Linked DNA regions of Homo sapiens: region 2 is linked to region 1. Evidence: read pairs that join two places in POLR2A ChIA-PET (ENCODE). Cell type or tissue: K562. All regions are shown on one strand. Each heading gives the region's core, and the rest is flanking DNA. Links, peaks and the distances in the headings are about the cores only.

Region 1 (9,103 bases), core at 518-8,517:
TCAGCCCCCAGCCACTGTGGCTTCTGAGCACTCCTAGTCTCCTAGTGTAGCTGGTGCAACAGAGGAAGTAAATCTTTAATCTTACTTAATTTTTTTCTTTGAGACGGAGTTTTGCTTTTGTTGGCCAGGCTGGAGTGCAACGGCATGATCTTGGCTCACCGCAACCTCTGCCTCCCAGGTTCAAGTGATTCTCCTGCCTCAGCCTCCTGAGTAGCTGGAATTACAGGCATGTGCCACCATACCCGGCTAATTTTTTATATTTTTAGTAGAGACGGGGTTTCTCCATGTTGGTCAGGATGGTCTCGAACTCCCGACCTCAGATGATCCGTCCGCCTTGGCCTCCCAAAGTGCTGGGATTACAGGCGTGAGCCACCGTGCCCGGCCACTTAATTTTAATTAATTTGAAATTATAGAGCCACATGTGACTAGCAGCTACTACCTTGGACAGCACGGGTGTAAACCCTGGTTCCTACATGGGCTCAAAGCCTGAGGATTCTGCCTGTCCTTCCCAACTTTTCATACATTCACCCCAGAATGCATCCAGGCAGGCCTCACTAATATACCCAATCTTTGTCACTGTTAGAATCCTCATTTGCAAGCAACAGAGAGCAACTCTGGCTGATTTACGCAGAAATTGAACTTATTCAATTTATTAAAAGGATATTGACTAGCATGAATCTCCAAGAGGGGTGGAAAACCAGGTAAAGAGGCTACGGAGCCAGGAATGATGTCAGAGATACAGCAGACTTTTCTAGCCCTGACACTGTCACGCCCCTCCACCAGCAGCAAAACACGGGCATCATGATGAAGAGTGCCAAGGGACCCCTGACTGCTGGTCAAGACCTCCGTGCCACCAGGGATGGTACCCTTACTGGATACACGCATTAAATATGTAATGCTGGACTGAAAATATGGCATGAGGTTGTGTTCGAAATGCACGTTTTGGACAGCATTCCTGTTAGCCTAGTAAAGATTACTGTCTAGCATTGCTAGATATTAAGCAAAGAACCCTCCAGCTCAAAGCAACCGGCAAAGCTAGGCTTTTGTTGAGAGACTGAGAGGGAGGAAGGTTTTCATAATCAGTTATCACCCACCTTGGGAGATGAAATCAAAACTGAGCCATTCAGAAATGATGGGTGGATTTCATCTTGGTAAGAAGCGCTTATTTCTACCTGTTCTTTATGGAGTGCCAGGATAATAGAGCAACTCCTTCTCTGGGCGCCGGATGCCCACCCATCAGACACTCACAGTGATCAGTGCAAATGAGAAGCAGTCCGTCAGAATGCACATTCTCTGGCCTGGCTGAGGAGTCTCACTTAGCAGCTGTTCCATTTTCTGGGGCTGCTGTAACGAATTCCCACAAACCTAGGTTACTTTCCACAGCAGACAGTTGTTCTCTCACAGTTTCAGAGGCCAGAAATCCAAATCAAGGTGTAGGCAGGGCCATACTCCTTCCAGAGGCTCTGGGAAAGGATCCTCCCTGCCTCCCCCCATCTCCTGGTGGCTGCAGGCATCCCCTGGCTTGCAGCCCCATCCCTCTTCCTCCCCTGTTCCCTGTAGGTTTTGTTGCTTCCCTATTTATCTTTCCGGAGGTTTTAAGTCAAATACAACTGCATAGTCTTACTTTCCTCTGCACTATGGCATTCTATGCACAGATTCCTGAAGGTCTCCCTCCGAGCACATAAACCCTTTCGCTACTGAGTCCAGGGGAGAGCCAGGGGTCCTGAAGGTGGCAGGGGGGCTGCATCTGGAGGCTGAGGGCAGCGACGACCTACAAAGCAATAGAGAAGAATCCCCATCAGCTGGGTTGGTTTTCACAGTGGGAGCTGGGCACACAGGCCCTCCTGTATTGCCTCTGACTTTTCCACTTTGGAATCTGCCTGGCAATCTCTCCATATGGGTAGGGAGAGCACCGGCTGGCTTCTTTTCATAGCTGTGTTGTAATCCAGAGCTCACTGAAGGTGCTTGTTCAGCCAGCGCCCGGTGACTCCGATGGAGGGTCATGGGCCTGTGGTGTGCGGCGCGGCCCTCAGGCTGATCTCTGCCAACAAGGAGAGGCAGAGCCAGGGGGCTGACCTATAGAGCACATCCTTGGTCCTTCCCCTGGCAGCTCCTCTGCCCCTCCTCTCCTTACTTATGCACCTCAGGGGGAGGGAGGTGCTTACTCGTGGATTGTGGGTGCTTCTGGGGCAGTGTGTTATGTTTTCGCTTGCTGGAATATAGTTTGCTTTCTAATTATTCATACAACGCATTTATATATCTCATGTTCATTGGTATATATGTTATATTTCACAAACAAAAACTCAGAAAATTTTTTAAAAGGCTTAAGCGTGACTCACTCAAGGTTAATAGGAATCAAAAGGCTTCATGGTCCAAAGGAATGAATCTCTAACAGGGAACTTTCTCAATGGTCGGGAGGGAGGGTAGACAGGTAGTGGAGCTGGCTGTTTTCCTCCCTCGCCCCTAACTCTCACATCACAGCACATGGGGAATCCTCAGAATCTATGAGCATCTTCAGGAAGCAGACAGAGTTAAGTGCACCAGAGATTAATTGAGGACTGCAGTTGTGAAGGATAAAGAAAAGATGGAGAAGGAGTAGGCAGGCTGAGCTTCAGGATGCGATGCAGGTCTGGTCCCTGGGAAAGGAGGATGGGAAGGAGGGAGAACCGGGCAGGAAGTGCCTGACTGCAGGAAGCACTGGGAATCCTTGGGCAGCCAAGCAGGAAATGCTGCCGCAGAGGTTGCCCATAGAGGAGCCTTGCATGGAGTCCCAGCAGCCACCCTGCACCTTGGCCATGCTCGGACACTGACCAGGTGGCTTCTGAAGGCCCCTGAGGACAGAAGGGACATTTCAACAGCATTCCTCCATGGCTGCCACCCAACGCTGCCGCATAGACCTCATCAGACTACACCCGCTGGTAGGGAGAGGGTGTATTAGTCCGTTTTCACGCTGCTGATAAAGACATACCCAAAACGGGGAACAAAAAGAGGTTTCATTGGACTTACAGGTCCCCATGGCTAGGGAGGCCTCAGAATCATGGCGGGAGGCGAAAGGCACTTCTCACGTGGTGGCAGCAAGAGAAAAATGAGGAGGAAGCAAAAGCAGAAACACCGGATAAACCCATCAGATCTCGTGAGATTTATTCACTATCACGAGACTAGCACAGGAAAGACCAGCCCCCGTGATTCCGTTACCTCCCACTGGGTCCCTCCCACAACATGCAGGAATCCTGGGAGATACAATTCAAGTTGAGATATGGTGTGGACACAGCCAAACCATATCAGAGGGTGACTGCATGAATTGGATGTTTGCTACATGCAGGCAAAAGTCTAAGGAGTTTATCTATATTAACTCATTTACTCTTCAGACCACCCAATGAAGTTGGTACCATGATCACCATCCCCATTTTGCAGAGGAGACAACCAAGGCACAGAGAGGTTAAGTGACTTGTCCAAGGTCACACAGCCAGAGAGTGAAGGAGCTGGAACAATGTTAACCCAGGACATCCAGATCCAGAGCCTAGCAATGCCTCACCTTTATCTAGAAGGAAAAACTCACACGGCCATTCGGGCCTGGGGTCTCTTCCTCCCGCAGAAGCTCTGAACACATCCTATTGGTGTCTTCTAACGCTATTGTGCTTTTTCCATCCCTATTTAAAAGGACTTAATTGTGTTCATGTTCGGTGATAGTAGTTTTCCATCTCTGGTAATAGTACAAAGTTGTGTTTTTTACATAAAACAAGAAATTGATTATTGAAGTCTAGTTAATAGCATGCAGTCTAGAGCATCGAGGGGTAAACAGATGTTTGCAACTTCCTTGGAAATGAATCAGAAAAGAAGATGAATAGAGAGCTGGGAAGTGGACAGATATGCGATAGAGCAAACACAGCAGAATGTCACTTACGGAAGCGAGGCATTGGGTATATGAGTAGGCACTGTACAATTTATCTTTCTCTTTGGTTAACATTTTTCATAATAAAGTCTTCAAACAATTAATCAAAATATTGAGAACTCAAGACGATGTGTGGGTATGGCAGTAATTCTGCATGTAGATTGAGCACTGCTGAAGTTTGGGAAATACCGCATGCATCTGAGTGTGTCTATATAAGAGCCAGGGAGTGCTTCCCCAGAATTGGCAGAGGAGATAGAAGAGTCTGAATGAACCAAGTGGCTCATTACATTCCCTGGCACCTGAGCCAGCCACAGCCTTTGGGGAGGATTCACCTGAGCCGAGTCATCTCCCTCCTGCTGAACATTACAGCCCAGCCACAAGCTAAACAGGACCAGGGACATCGTCTGCAAGTATGTCGTCTACTACCCAGGACTTTGAGATCTGAGTCATCTTCCCAAACCCAGGAATGCAACCAAGAAACCAGGTCAGAAAATAAAGCAGGCAGCCTCTCTCGGCCCCACCTGCCAAAATCAGGAGGAAAATAAAACTTTCAGGAAGTTTTCTAGGTGCCACACGGTGAACATGGAGAAGCCAGTGGCCACGATGTGATGGCTCACTGCCCTCTGTGGACTAAGATGGGTGGAAGGTCTGTGTGTGATGTAAGGACGTTCAGGGATAGAATATTCTATTTAGAGCCACAGATCTCAGTAGGGACATAACTGTCCCCACACCATGTAAGTGTCTGGCACATTTTCAGGAGTGATTATTTTTTGCAAGGATCAAGGCATATTCTTGCATTTCATGGTCAGAAGTCAGAAGTACTAAATGCCCTGCAATGTCCAGGACAGGCTCTTGTGACAAAGAATTGTCCTGTGTTCTGGACGGGTATAGTGGCTCACACCTGTAATGCTAGCACTTTGGGAGGCTGAGGCAGGAGGATCACTTGAGTCCATGAGTTCCAGACCAGCCTGGGCAACATGGTGAAACTCCATCTCTACAAATAAAAAAAAAAAAAAAATTAGCCAGGTGTGGTGGTGCACACCTGTAGTCCCAGCTACTCAGGAGGATGAGGTGGGGGTATTGCTTGAGCCCAGGAGGTCAAGGCTTCAGTGAACTATGATTGTGCCACTGCACTTCAGCCTGGGTGACAGAGTGAGACTGTCTCAAAAAAACTGCTCTGTGTCATTCACAACTTGTAAATTTCCCATCAAACTAGAGGGGAAAGCTGTAGTTATCTGCACTGTAGTTTAATATGCAGAACCATGAATTTTTCACAAATGTAAACTCAGGGTTAATCAGGGAATATTTTGTCTTTGTTATAACTTTATAGAGAGTTCTTCCCCACACTGGAAAATGTCTTCAGCAGCTACTAAGTGTCAACCTGCATTCAATCTGCATCATTTACAATGACTGTGAAGAGATGTTTTCTCACGTGGTCATGCTCAAACGGCATGTTGAAATATATATCATTAAATTACAAGTGCATTTTACTTGATTTGATATCCAGTTAGAGCATTATATTAATCTTAATAAAATTACCTTGTATGTACGTGACATTATCTGTGAATTCCATTTCAGTGTTCTAAAAGGGGAGCTTTAAAACATTCATTTAGCATTGGAGATATCATATCTGATAGGACTGAGAACCACTGGTTTCAGAAACTTTCTGTTTGTTTTTCTCTTGTTATGGTTTCAGAAATTTGGTGCCATTTCATCTTTCCTATTAGAGCTCTTGCACATGAATTCTCACTTTTATCCATTCATTCATCACCTCTTTCTTGTGTGCCTACTATATGCCAAGCACTGTTCTAGATGATACAGTAGATAAACAAAACGGCTAAGGTCTTGCCTGCCATCTCAATTAGTCAGGATCAGTTAGGGGATGCTGAGGTAACAAACAGCACCAGAATCTCAGCATCCTTCCACAACATGCCTCTATTGTTCAGGCAAAGACAGCAGTGGTGACTGTCCAAGGCAGGCATTCCCCATGCAGTGACGGCTCAGCATCCCAGATGGCCTTCATATTGAGGCACCTACATCATGGGCCTCCTGGGCAGGAGAAGGAGACAAGAAGAGTGTGCACTGGCTCTTAAGTGTTTCCAATCAGAGGTGACACCCATCGCTTCTACTCCCACGTCATTGGCCAGAGCACGCCACACGACCATACCACACTTAAGGAGGCAGAGCCTGCCCTCCTCCAATCTGCCCAAGAAGGGGAGGAAAGTGGGAGGAGATCTGTGCCTGGTCATTCTCAACCTTCTCCCAAGCCCACAAACGTCTTTCAGGTATGGTGACTGCACCTGCTAATGGCAGTTTCCATTGTATTCATCAGAGTATAATCAAGAGACAGAATCTGCATCAGTCATTTGTACAGAGATATTCTATTTTTTTATTTTTTAACTTTTTTTTGATAGGGATTGCATTTATTTTTATTTTTATTTTTTATTTTATTATTATTATACTTTAAGTTTTAGGGTACATGTGCACAATGTGCAGGTTAGTTACATATGTATACATGTGCCATGCTGATGCGCTGCACCCACTAACTCGTCATCTAGCATTAGGTATATCTCCCAATGCTATCCCTCCCCCCTCCGCCCTCCCACAACAGGCCCCAGAGTGTGATGTTCCCCTTCCTTTGTCCATGTGTTCTCATTGTTCAATTCCCACCTGTGAGTGAGAATATGCGGTGTTTGGTTTTTTGTTCTTACGATAGTTTACTGAGAATGATGATTTCCAATTTCATCCATGTCCCTACAAAGGACATGAACTCATCATTTTTTATGGCTGCATAGTATTCCATGGTGTATATGTGCCACATTTTCTTAATCCAGTCTATCATTGTTGGACATTCGGGTTGGTTCCAAGTCTTTGCTATCGTGAATAGTGCCACAATAAACATACATGTGCATGTGTCTTTATAGCAGCATGATTTATAGTCCTTTGGGTATATACCCAGTAATGGGATGGCTGGGTCAAATGGTATTTCTAGTTCTAGATCCCTGAGGAATCGCCACACTGACTTCCACAATGGTTGAACTAGTTTACAGTCCCACCAACAGTGTAAAACTGTTCCTATTTCTCCACATCCTCTCCAGCACCTGTCGTTTCCTGACTTTTTAATGATTGCCATCCTAACTGGTGTGAGATGGTATCTCATTGTGGTTTTGATTTGCATTTCTCTGATGGCCAGTGATGGTGAGAATTTTTTCATGTGTTTTTTGGCTGCATAAATGTCTTCCTTTGAGGATTGTCTGTTCATGTCCTTCGGCCACTTTTTGATGGGGTTGTTTGTTTTTTTCTTTTTTTTTTCTTTTTTTTTATTATTATTATACTTTAAGTATTAGGGTACATGTGCACATTGTGCAGGTTAGTTACATATGTATACATGTGCCATGCTGGTGCGCTGCACCCACTAACTCGTCATCTAGCATTAGGTATATCTCCCAATGCTATCCCTCCCCCCTCCCCCCACCCCACAACGGTCCCCAGAGTGTGATGTTCCCCTTCCTTTGTCCATGTGTTCTCATTGTTCAATTCCCACCTGTGAGTGAGAATATGCGGTGTTTGGTTTTTTGTTCTTACGATAGTTTACTGAGAATGATGATTTCCAATTTCATCCATGTCCCTACAAAGGACATGAACTCATCCTTTTTTATGGCTGCATAGTATTCCATGGTGTATATGTGCCACATTTTCTTAATCCAGTCTATCATTGTTGGACATTTGGGTTGGTTCCAAGTCTTTGCTATCGTGAATAATGCTGCAATAAACATACGTGTGCATGTGTCTTTATAGCAGCATGATTTATAGTCCTTTGGGTATATACCCAGTAATGGGATGGCTGGGTCAAATAGTATTTCCAGTTCTAGATCCCTGAGGAATCGCCACACTGACTTCCACAATGGTTGAACTAGTTTACAGTCCCACCAACAGTGTAAAACTGTTCCTATTTCTCCACATCCTCTTCAGCACCTGTTGTTTCCTGACTTTTTAATGATTGCCATTCTAACTGGTGTAAGATGGTATCTCATTGTGGTTTTGATTTGCATTTCTCTGATGGCCAGTGATGATGAGCATTTTTTCATGTGTTTTTTGGCTGCATAAATGTCTTCTTTTGAGAAGTGTCTGTCCATGTCCTTCGCCCACTTTTTGATGGGGTTGTTTGTTTTTTTCTTGTAAATTTGTTTGAGTTCATTGTAGATTCTGGATATTAGCCCTTTGTCAGATGAGTAGGTTGTGAAAATTTTCTCCCATTTTGTAGGTTGCCTGTTTACTCTGATGGTAGTTTCTTTTGCTGTGCAGAAGCTCTTGAGTTTAATTAGATCCCATTTGTCAATTTTGGCTTTGGTTGCCATTGCTTTTGGTGTTTTAGACATGAAGTCCTTGCCCATGCCTATGTCCTGAATGGTAAAGCCTAGGCTTTCTTCTAGGGTTTTTATGGTTTTAGGTCTAACATTTAAGTCTTTAATCCATCTTGAATTGATTTTTGTATAAGGTGTAAAGAAGGGATCCAGTTTCAGCTTTCTACATATGGCTAGCCAGTTTTCCCAGCACCATTTATTAAATAGGGAATCCTTTCCCCATTGCTTGTTTTTGTCAGGTTTGTCAAAGATCAGATAGTTGTAGATATGCGGCGTTATTTCTGAGGGCTCTGTTCTGTTCCATTGGTCTATATCTCTGTTTTGGTACCAGTACCATGCTGTTTTGGTTACTGTAGCCTTGTAGTATAGTTTGAAGTCAGGTAGTGGGATGCCTCCAGCTTTGTTCTTTTGGCTTAGGATTGACTTGGCGATGCAGGCTCTTTTTTGGTTCCATATGAACTTTAAAGTAGTTTTTTCCAATTCTGTGAAGAAAGGCATTGGTAGCTTGATGGGGATGGCATTGAATCTGTAAATTACCTTGGGCAGTATGGCCATTTTCAAGATATTGATTATTCCTACCCACGAGCATGGAATGTTCTTCCATTTGTTTGTATCCTCTTTTATTTCCTTGAGCAGTGGTTTGTAGTTCTCCTTGAAGAGGTCCTTCACCTCCCTTGTAAGTTGGATTCCTGGGTATTTTATTCTCTTTGAAGCAATTGTGAATGGGAGTTCACTCATGATTTGGCTCTCTGTTTGTCTGTTGTTGGTGTATAGGAATGCTTGTGATTTTGTACGGAGATATTTTAGCATAAAGATGGTTACCTAGGCCAGGCGTGGTGGCTCACGC
Region 2 (9,103 bases), core at 531-8,530, 79 kb before region 1:
CTGATACATGCAAGCCACTGATCAGAGTGCTGGAGATTAAGCAGTAACAAAAAAGTCCCTGCCCCTCATGAGTTTCCAACTGGAGGACAAAAACAGGAGATATTTCGTGTGTGTGTGTGTATGTGTGTGTGTGTGTTCTGTGTGTGTGTATGGTTCATTATATCCTGTGATACAGTTTCATATATATAGCTTCCTCTTTAGAGAAGAAAAATAGGAGATATAGAGATATATGTATAATCTCCTACTGAGATATATATAAATATACATATATATCTCCTATATCTTATATAATTAGTATCATATATGTAGTTTCCTTTACAGAGGAGAAAACTAGGATACACACATACATCCACATATATCTCATCTCCTATATAACCTATATATAGCTATATTTATGTATATTTTATTTTCATATATATCCTTTATAATAGTTTCATATATATAGTTTCCTCCATAGAAAGGAAAATGGGAGATATTTTCATATAGATCTCTCTATTCTGTATTCTATATGTGTAATTTCTTATACATAACCTATTTTAAATATACATGTATACATCCCATATCCTATGTAGAAGTGTGTGTGTGTGTGTGTGTGTGTGTGTGTGTGTCCTATTTCCCTTCTCTGTGTCTTTTCGGCAAGATATGTGTATGTATGCACACATATATGTATAGCATATGTTATAAACATATGTACCTCACTGAAAAGGTGGCTTTGAGTAGATTCCACATAGGCTAACTGAGCAAGTCATGTGATGGTCAGAAAGGAAGAAGAGTTCAGGCACTGTGGCAGGAAGTAAGGCCCACGTCCCTTGGAGAGGAAATAGCCAGGTCTGAGGAGTCAGAGATCAGCACCACTGGCAGTGACCCGGAGGGGGCGTCTGGAGCCGGGTCTGGAAGGAGGGGAAACAGCTTGCTGGAGACCACAGGCCACACCTGAGACTACACCTTTTGTGCGGAGGCAGCACCCGGAGCCTGTCCTGAGGTCTGAGGGGGTCTCACCGGCAGGACAGCAAGAGCTCTGGGCTGCTCCACTGAGAACAGAGAGCTAGGATATGGGCTCAGAATCTGTATTAGTTTCCCACCACTGCTGTAAAGGACTACAAATTTAGTGGCTTAAAACAACACAAATGTGTTATCTTACAGTTCTGTAGGTTAGAAACAAACCTGAGTTGCGCTGGGCTAAAATCAAGGTCTCAGCAGGGCTGCCTTGTTTTCTGGATGTTCTAGGGGAATATCTCTCCTTGACTTTCCAGCTGCCAGAGGCCCCCACATGTGCAGGCCCTAGACCCCTCCCTCCATCTACAGGCCCCAGACCCCCTCCCTCCATCTGCAGGCCCCCAAGACCCCTCCCTCCATCTGCAGGCCGAGACCCCTCCCTCCATCTGCAGGCCTGAGACCCCTCCCTCCATCTGCAGGCCTGAGACTCCCTCCCTCCATCTGCAGGCCTGAGACTCCCTCCCTCCATCTGCAGGCCGAGACCCCTCCCTCCATCTGCAGGCCTGAGACTCCCTCCCTCCATCTGCAGGCCTGAGACTCCCTCCCTCCATCTGCAGGCCCCCAAGACCCCTCCCTCCATCTGCAGGCCGAGACCCCTCCCTCCATCTGCAGGCCTGAGACCCCTCCCTCCATCTGCAGGCCTGAGACTCCCTCCCTCCATCTGCAGGCCTGAGACTCCCTCCCTCCATCTGCAGGCCTGAGACTCCCTCCCTCCATCTGCAGGCCTGAGACTCCCTCCCTCCATCTGCAGGCCTGAGACCCCCTCCCTCCATCTGCAGGCCCCCAAGACCCCTCCCTCCATCTGCAAGCCTGAGACTCCCTTCCTCCATCTGCAGGCCGTCCCAAGACCCTTCCCTGCATCTTCAGCGCCAGCCGTGTTGCATCTCTGACTTTTTTCCTCTAGTCTCACCTCCCTCTGATTCTCATTTTCTGCCTCCCTCTTCCACTTTTAAGGGCTCTTTGATTACACTGCCCCACCTGAATAATCAGGATAGCTTCCCCATCTCAACATCAGCTGTTAGCGACTCCAATTCCATCAGCAACCTCACTTTCCCCTGTCATGTAACCTAACTCATTCACAGTCTGCAGGGATGAGGACACTGACGTCTTTGCCAAGCTTGACTCTGCCTGCCACAGACTCCCTTAATAATATCCCAGCAGACCAGACTTGCTTCTCTTGAAATTTAAATGGTGTTGTGCCACCTGAACCCTTCCTTGTGGACTAACTTCTTCAGTTTTGAGGTGACAAAATGGGAGAGGGAAATGTGAAGTGCATTCTCCTGTGATTTCCCGTGGGGACTCCCAGCCTTCCTCCGGATGGACCTCACGCACCCTGGGTCAGATGCACGGTGGGCTATGGGCAGCTCTCCAGGCCACAGCAGCCCTCACAGCCAGCCACACTGGCAGTGACCCCGGAGGGTAGCCCTCTTTCCTCACCATGTGCAGTCTTCACCCCCCACAAAGTTGTCTAATCTCTTGGCCCTGATTCTGAGGCCTGAGCCAGGTCCATCTTCCTTACTTCCCAGGGATTGGAAACTTGAAAGAGAGCTTTCCCATCAGCCTGTCATTTTGCCCTCTCCATTATCTCCAGGCAGCATCTGGTACTATAATGGCCTGGGATCCCAAACTTTCAGACTGGAATTGGTCCCCTGTCCCTGAGGCTGAAGGGTGGTGGTTTAGCTACCTCCAAAGGCTATGAGCAAATCTTTAGGGCTTCCCTCCAACGGCTTCATGGAAAATCACCTCTCAGGGACTTCCTCCTCTCTCATGGGGACCTGAAGGCCAGACGCACTTCCCCTTCTGGATTCCTCCCTTTCCCTGTAAAATAGCCTCTCTTATCCTGCAATCCCTACTTTTTTGTTGACCTTGTTGACCAGTAAAGGGTGAGTAGCATCAATTCTGTTGTAACCAAATGGCACTGTAGGTCCTCCAGGAAAGTGGGTGGTCTCAGCCACTCAAGCACTCAGAAGTCAGAACGGTGCATGCCAGGAACCTTACACTCTCTGCTACAGCCTTAATCAACTCAAGGTACATGGGAGCTCAGTTAGTACCTAACAACACTTTCATTTCTGATTAAGCTCATAAAAGCTGAGATCTCTCTCTTTCTCTCTCTCTCTCTCTCTCTCTCTCTCTCTCTCTCTCCCTCTCTCCCTCCCCCTCTCCCTCCTTCCCTCTCTCTCTCATTTATCTCTATTATCTATCTATCTATCTATCAATCATCTAGTTTCATCTTTTGCCCTTCAAATATCCATCCTCTGCTTCCAGACACACCTGTGCCTGACAGCTAGTATGTGTCTCCACAAGCCCACTGGGGACCAAAACTGTCCCTAGTTGGAAACCACAGGGCTAGCAAGATATGCATGGGTCAGAGCACATGAAGCCAGCATGCCATATTGCCCATGTGTATCTGGTATCTGTCACAATAATGCTACATAACAAAACTCACAACCTCTGATGGCTTGAAAGAGTGAGCATTTATTTCATCAAGAAGCCTGCGGGTCAGCTGGGCTATGCTTGAATCTGCAGTCAGCTGGAGTATTGGCCAATCCAGGAAGTCCTCATGCATACGTTGGTGGCTTTGGCAGGCTAGGTGTCGAGAGGTGACTGGGCCCCCTGAGCTGCACCCTCCAGGAGGCCAGCTGGGACCTGCTAACAAGGCAACAGCAGAGTCTTGGAGAAAGAACAGCTTCCATAGGCTTGTGGGGCCTTGTCTCAGGGCTGACACAAGTCTGTTGGCCAAAATTTGTCTCCATGTCCACGTTCAAGGGATAGAAAACAGTCTTCAACTCTTGTTGGAAGAAGCTGCAGAGTTCTGTTGCAAAGAGGATGGGTGGGTTGTGGGAGAGAGATTAAAACTGCAGCCATTGTTGCTGTCAGTCTACCGCGTCATGTTAAGACAACATATATTTGGTACATCCAACTATGATTTCACGAATATTCTTCTTTTAGACCAGACTAAATTGTAAAAGTAGTTGGTGTAAAGAAACATATTAGTAAGTAATAATACAGGATAGGGTGACAGTGAGGGTTACACACAAGTGGCCAGAAAATACTTCTTTACTATACGACTTCGTAAGAGTGGAGAAACTGTTTCCGTCAGCAGTAAGTGCAGGTAAATCTCTTTGTGGAAATGTGTGATTGCTTCGTTTTGTCCTATTTGGAAGGATGACTCCACAGGAAAAGGAACAAGGGAAGTTCCAGTGCCACAGAATGACTTACCATTTCTTAGAAGGAGGTGAGAAATAGGATGTCCTGCTGACTGTGACTATGCAGCAGTACAAAGAAGACACATTCCCATTGCACAGCTGGGTCCATTACAATTTGAAAACATTAAATGACTGGCTTAGTAATTGTGATACAGGATGATAAACTGTGGTAGTTTTTAAGTAACTCTTAAGTAATAATATTTCAGACTTTCATTCTGGTTCTCCCCTGCTCTTCCACTACCACATCCCTGACACCCTCAGCCAAGTCCTCCCAGACTCACCTTATCTCCAAGTTCTTGGCTGTTATTCTGAGTTAATGTTCTCCCATCCCTCCTCCTCCCCCTGTATTTGTTAGGGAGAGGCTTGCTTCTGTAACAAATAAATCCTCCCAATTTTGTGTGTGGCCTAACACAATTGGAGTTGATTTACCTCTTATATAACAGTCCAATATCAGTATTTTTTGTCTTCCTCCACCTGGTGACTCAGGGATCCAAGCTCTTTCCATCTTATGGCTCCTCCATCCCCCTAGGACTCCTCTATTGCCCTCTGGTGGAAAACCACACACAGTGTTTGATGCTCCTGCAAAGGAGGCTGGGAAACCCAGGCTAGCCGTGTGCCTGGGAAGAAGTAGAACACAGATACTCTTGGGTGGAGGGGATTGAGATCAAAGAAGTAGGAGAGCCCAGAGCAGCTAATTATTTATATTAAATTGACAATAGGTGTTCAATATGCATTATGTTAGAAATTTATGATTTACCTCATATTTTTATAATATGCAAAAATAGTGTGTCTAAAATGTATTACTTAGGTTTTTTAAATTTCATAATTGAAATGTTAGCATTAGACAAAATCAGTTCTGAAAAAATGGAATTGTCACTTTCACAATGACGTTGTAGTTGCTATTATCATTTAGCAAAGAATGATTACAATGCTAAATCTCCTGCGGAGTGATTGTTCTGATCCTGGCACTGTTGGATAACACTTACATGTATTAGCTCATTTCATCTTCATAACATCCCTATGGGGTAGGTTCTGTGTTACAGATGAGGAAACTGAGGCACAAAGAAGTGAAGTCGTATGCCCAAGCTTGAACCCAGGCAGTCTGGCTCCAGGATTCACAGGGTTGCCCGTCACAAATAAGCAGAGCGCTTGATGACCCAGGAGGCAAAGGAAGGAAAAGCCAGGAAAGGGGCCCAGTGAAAACTGGAGAATGGTATAGAGGGTCAAGTGGGGAGGTGCAAGAAAGTAAAGCCTGGGCCCCCTCTTCTACATAGAGGACATCTGGACCCCTCTCAGTGGAACTCAAGGAAACCAGGGGGCCTGGGAGGGATGACAGTCAGAGTCCTTGCATCAGCAGAGGCATAGAAGGAGGCAAAGCTGAGGGGTCTCTGCAGGGGCTGCCAAGGGAGCTGCCAACCTGGATAAGTTACACAGGACTCCAGATGAGCAGGATGTGAGCTGGAGATGCACCAAGGTGGCCTTTTGCTCACCTGAATTTTACACGTGCAGAGGCTTCTGCACTGTCAATAGATGAGATGATAGCATCCCCATGGGGGCCTTGGGTGGACTCCCCGCAGCGGAACAGTCAGAGGCTCCTAATGGAAGGGTCTGGCAGAATCCAAACATCTCTGTGGTCTGTGGTCAGCAGGGGTCAAGGAGCTCAGAGCCACATTCTGACTCTCTGGTGCAACCCTCCAGCAGATCTGAGAAAGTATGGTTTTTGGCAACTCAAACTAGAGGTTTTCCAGGGTGTTGTCAGAGCAAAAGAACTTTATTAAAACAAGAACATTTCCAGGGCTCTGGATTGTATCAGAAGTTCTATATGCACTCCATTTCAAAGCAAAGTGGCTTAACCTCACTAGTAAGGAGAAAAACAGATAGATAGATGATAGATAGATAGATAGATAGATAGATAGATAGATAGACAGACAGACAGATGATGGATAAAAGACAGGCAGATAGATAGATAGACAGATAGATAGAGACAGACAGACAGATAGATAAGATATGGACATAAAACTTTAACATTTCCTAAAGAAAAATAACCAACTTTGAGAAGCCAATTTTGAATATTGGTCATACTAAATTATCTATTGTTCTGTAGGTCAGATGAAAATAAAATAATATAATAAAAATAATAAAATTAAAATAAAATAATAAAATAAAAGTGATGAAAAATAAAAGAACAAATCATCTTCTGTTGATGACTTTGTAAACAACTGACTTTCTAAACAACTGGGAAAAATATTCACTTTATGCGTGGACACATTAGTCGGGAATTTAACATGCATTCACTTGTTTTCACCCATTTTTATTTGTTTTATTTTGTTTTGTTTTCAAAAGTTCTTTTGAATTGAAAATAGGATTCTTTTTTTCTGTAACTGCTACATTTTTATTCTTGGTGATGACAGATCACAGAAATCTCATTTCTTTGAAAGCTTAGAGATGTGTTTTGGAATGCCAGGGTCCTCACGCCCTGGATGGTCTGTTCATCTCTGCTGTAGTTCTGTGAGGTCATACAGATGGTCTCCAGGATCTTCTCTCCTGGAGGGAGAACTGGGAATTCTAACCTTTCAGTTCAGCAGCAAGTTTAATTCAGAGAATATTCTGGAATTTTAGAAAATAAATAAGTTCAGCGCAGGTTCAGCTCGGCTCACGATAATTGATTTTAGACTTGAGATTTAGTGAAATAATTTCCACCTAGGTCCACTGTGGTTTGTTTAGCAAATTAGTTCCTTCTCTTCTCATGTGAGACTCAGCTCTGGGGCAGCTGGGGTCATGATTCTTGAGCCCAGAGCCTGAAGCAGAAACACACACTCCCACCCCCACCCTCACCCCAAACACTCGTCCTTTCTTTCCCCTGGAACCCAGAATATCACATTTCTGATGAAACAGCCAAAGGTGATTGTCTAAGAAAGAGAAAGTGTGTCCCATGTGATCAGAGCTCAGCACCTCAACTAGATTAATGGTCTCCATGCAACCGGGAAGAGACAGGAACACCGAACAAAGAAAACAGCCGCAGGCGCCAGAGCGCAAGTTGTATCTTCTGAGAGTGGATTGTGCCTGAAGTGCAGTGAACTTCGTGTTGTAATAGCCACGGAGAGACTAAATCCAGTGTGGGCTACTCACCCCAGCCCAAAATCCACCACCCCAGCCCTTCTGGGCTAGTCCCATAGAGTATGGGAATCCCATGAAATGTGCCCTGGAGCGACAGGGTGCTGAGATCAGCCAGACGGCCCAGAAATCAACCCCATCCCGTAGGCAGGTGCTTTTCTGTTTTGTTTGTAAACAGCCCGCACAAAGGACAGCCTGTGGATGAGAACAGCTCTGCGAAACTCCAGCCTCTATTTAAATGCACACACAGGCAGGCCCTCTTGGAAGGTGACCGATTTCTGTGTTGATGTTGGTAATTTATCAGCGGTAAAGAATTCTGACAGTGAGAGCATGAGTAAGAAGAGACTCCCCATGCCCCTCCGCCTGCATGGCTGCTGCGGGTGGCCTGCAGAGACCTGGCCTAGATCAGATGTTGTCTTAACGGAAACTGCAGACTTGGTGGTGACAGGGGTGAGACGGTGACATGAGTGGGTGACATAGTGGGTCTTCAGAGGGCGTTCCTAAGGAACACACTGTCCTCCCAGCCTAGCTTTTTTTTTCTCACTGTGGTAAAAACATGGCCACAGAAAGATTTGCCCCTTCTGAAAGGAAGCCACAGCATTACTGCAATGACAAGAAACAATGGACAGGCACCTTTGTTTCGGAGACAACAGTGAGTGGTTGGGTCTCTGTTGAACTGACAGCATGGGGACAGCCACCACCCAGCTCCAAAGAATCGTCCATGCCCCTATCCAAGGGGACAGCCACCACCCAGCTCCAAAGAATCATCCGTGCCCCTACCCAAGGGGACAGCCACTACCCAGCTCCAAAGAATCATCCGTGTCCCTACCCAAGGGGACAGCCACCACCCAGCTCCAAAGAATCGTCCCTTTGACAAGACACTGGCCCAGTTCTACTAGACCTAGGGACTCTTCAAGAGAAAACAGAAATGCAGACTTTCAGGCAAAACCTCTCATCTTTTAGGTAGCCGCAACAAATGCATGTTAAAAAACAAAACAAGTCCCGTGTGGCTGAAAGACCGTTGGCATCAACCTCAGGCCCAAAACACTAGCAAGGCTCCTTCTAGAAATCCTGTTGTCTAGGAGCTCAGGTGGCGTGAAGAAGGAAATACGCCTGGGCTGCAGGAAAGGGTGAGTTGAGCTCCTACCCACAAGACAGAGTTGAAAACCAAGGCTAGAAATGGCTTTCGGCCACAGAGAGCTTTGACCATAGGCAGAAGATAATGACGGATGAGCAGGCTCTTGTTTTAGGAGCAACCTCTCGACAGCGGCCACTCTCACCTGTAATAGGCCCCTGTGACATGAAGGACTCTTTGGCTCAGCCACGTGTTGACTGGTATGGTAGACTGTTACTTTGGCTGTTCCAGACTAACCAGGCCTGCTGGTGGTTGTGCCATTCCGGAGTCTCCTTTATATTGACCCTGGTCTTGGCCATGTGGCCTGGCCCGCTTTGGTCAGAGGGATATGAACACACGTAATGCAACCAGAGGTTTGGTAAGTGCTTGCACACTGGGGCTTGTTCTTGGAGCAGTCATTCTTGGAAGCCAGCAGCCACGTGAAGAAGCCTCATTTAGCCCCAAAGAGAGAGAGAGAGAAGCCTCAGCCCTCAGCCATCCCTGCCACACCTGTTGTAACCTAACCACCACCCCATGAGCAGCTCCAGCAAAGGCCAGCAGAAGAACCTCCCTAAGGAGCCTCAGTCAACTCACGTGATCCTGAGAAATCATACAGTGGTGGTTGTTTTAGCCGCTAAGCTTTAGGGTGATTTGTTTCTCCACAGCAGATAAA

The links. Peaks named below come from ENCODE experiments on the same cell type or tissue, not always from the same donor. Only the 100,000 strongest peaks of a DNase experiment are listed, where the experiment ranks them.
Region 2: POLR2A ChIA-PET joins it to region 1 with 6 read pairs; 2 of 35 experiments call an interaction of 5 or more read pairs at or near these places.

Annotation. Positions count from the first base shown.
Region 1 is chr12:129,103,661-129,112,763 of GRCh38, reverse strand. The region is part of intron 5 of TMEM132D (transmembrane protein 132D); the gene reads left to right. It overlaps TMEM132D-AS1 (TMEM132D antisense RNA 1), which reads right to left and starts at 3,074. Exons shown (of 3, transcript NR_104173.2): 1 at 3,007-3,074; 2 at 1,625-1,771. In K562, for the core only: no CTCF peak of the experiment used is centred there; no DNase peak of the experiment used is centred there; H3K4me3 peaks cover 1,746 bases.
Region 2 is chr12:129,182,798-129,191,900 of GRCh38, reverse strand. The region is part of intron 5 of TMEM132D (transmembrane protein 132D); the gene reads left to right. Among named protein-coding and RNA genes, the nearest start is that of TMEM132D-AS2, 21 kb to the left of the region's middle. In K562, for the core only: a CTCF peak has its summit at 4,733 (motif pointing left); a DNase peak (open chromatin) is centred at 4,740; H3K27me3 peaks cover 848 bases.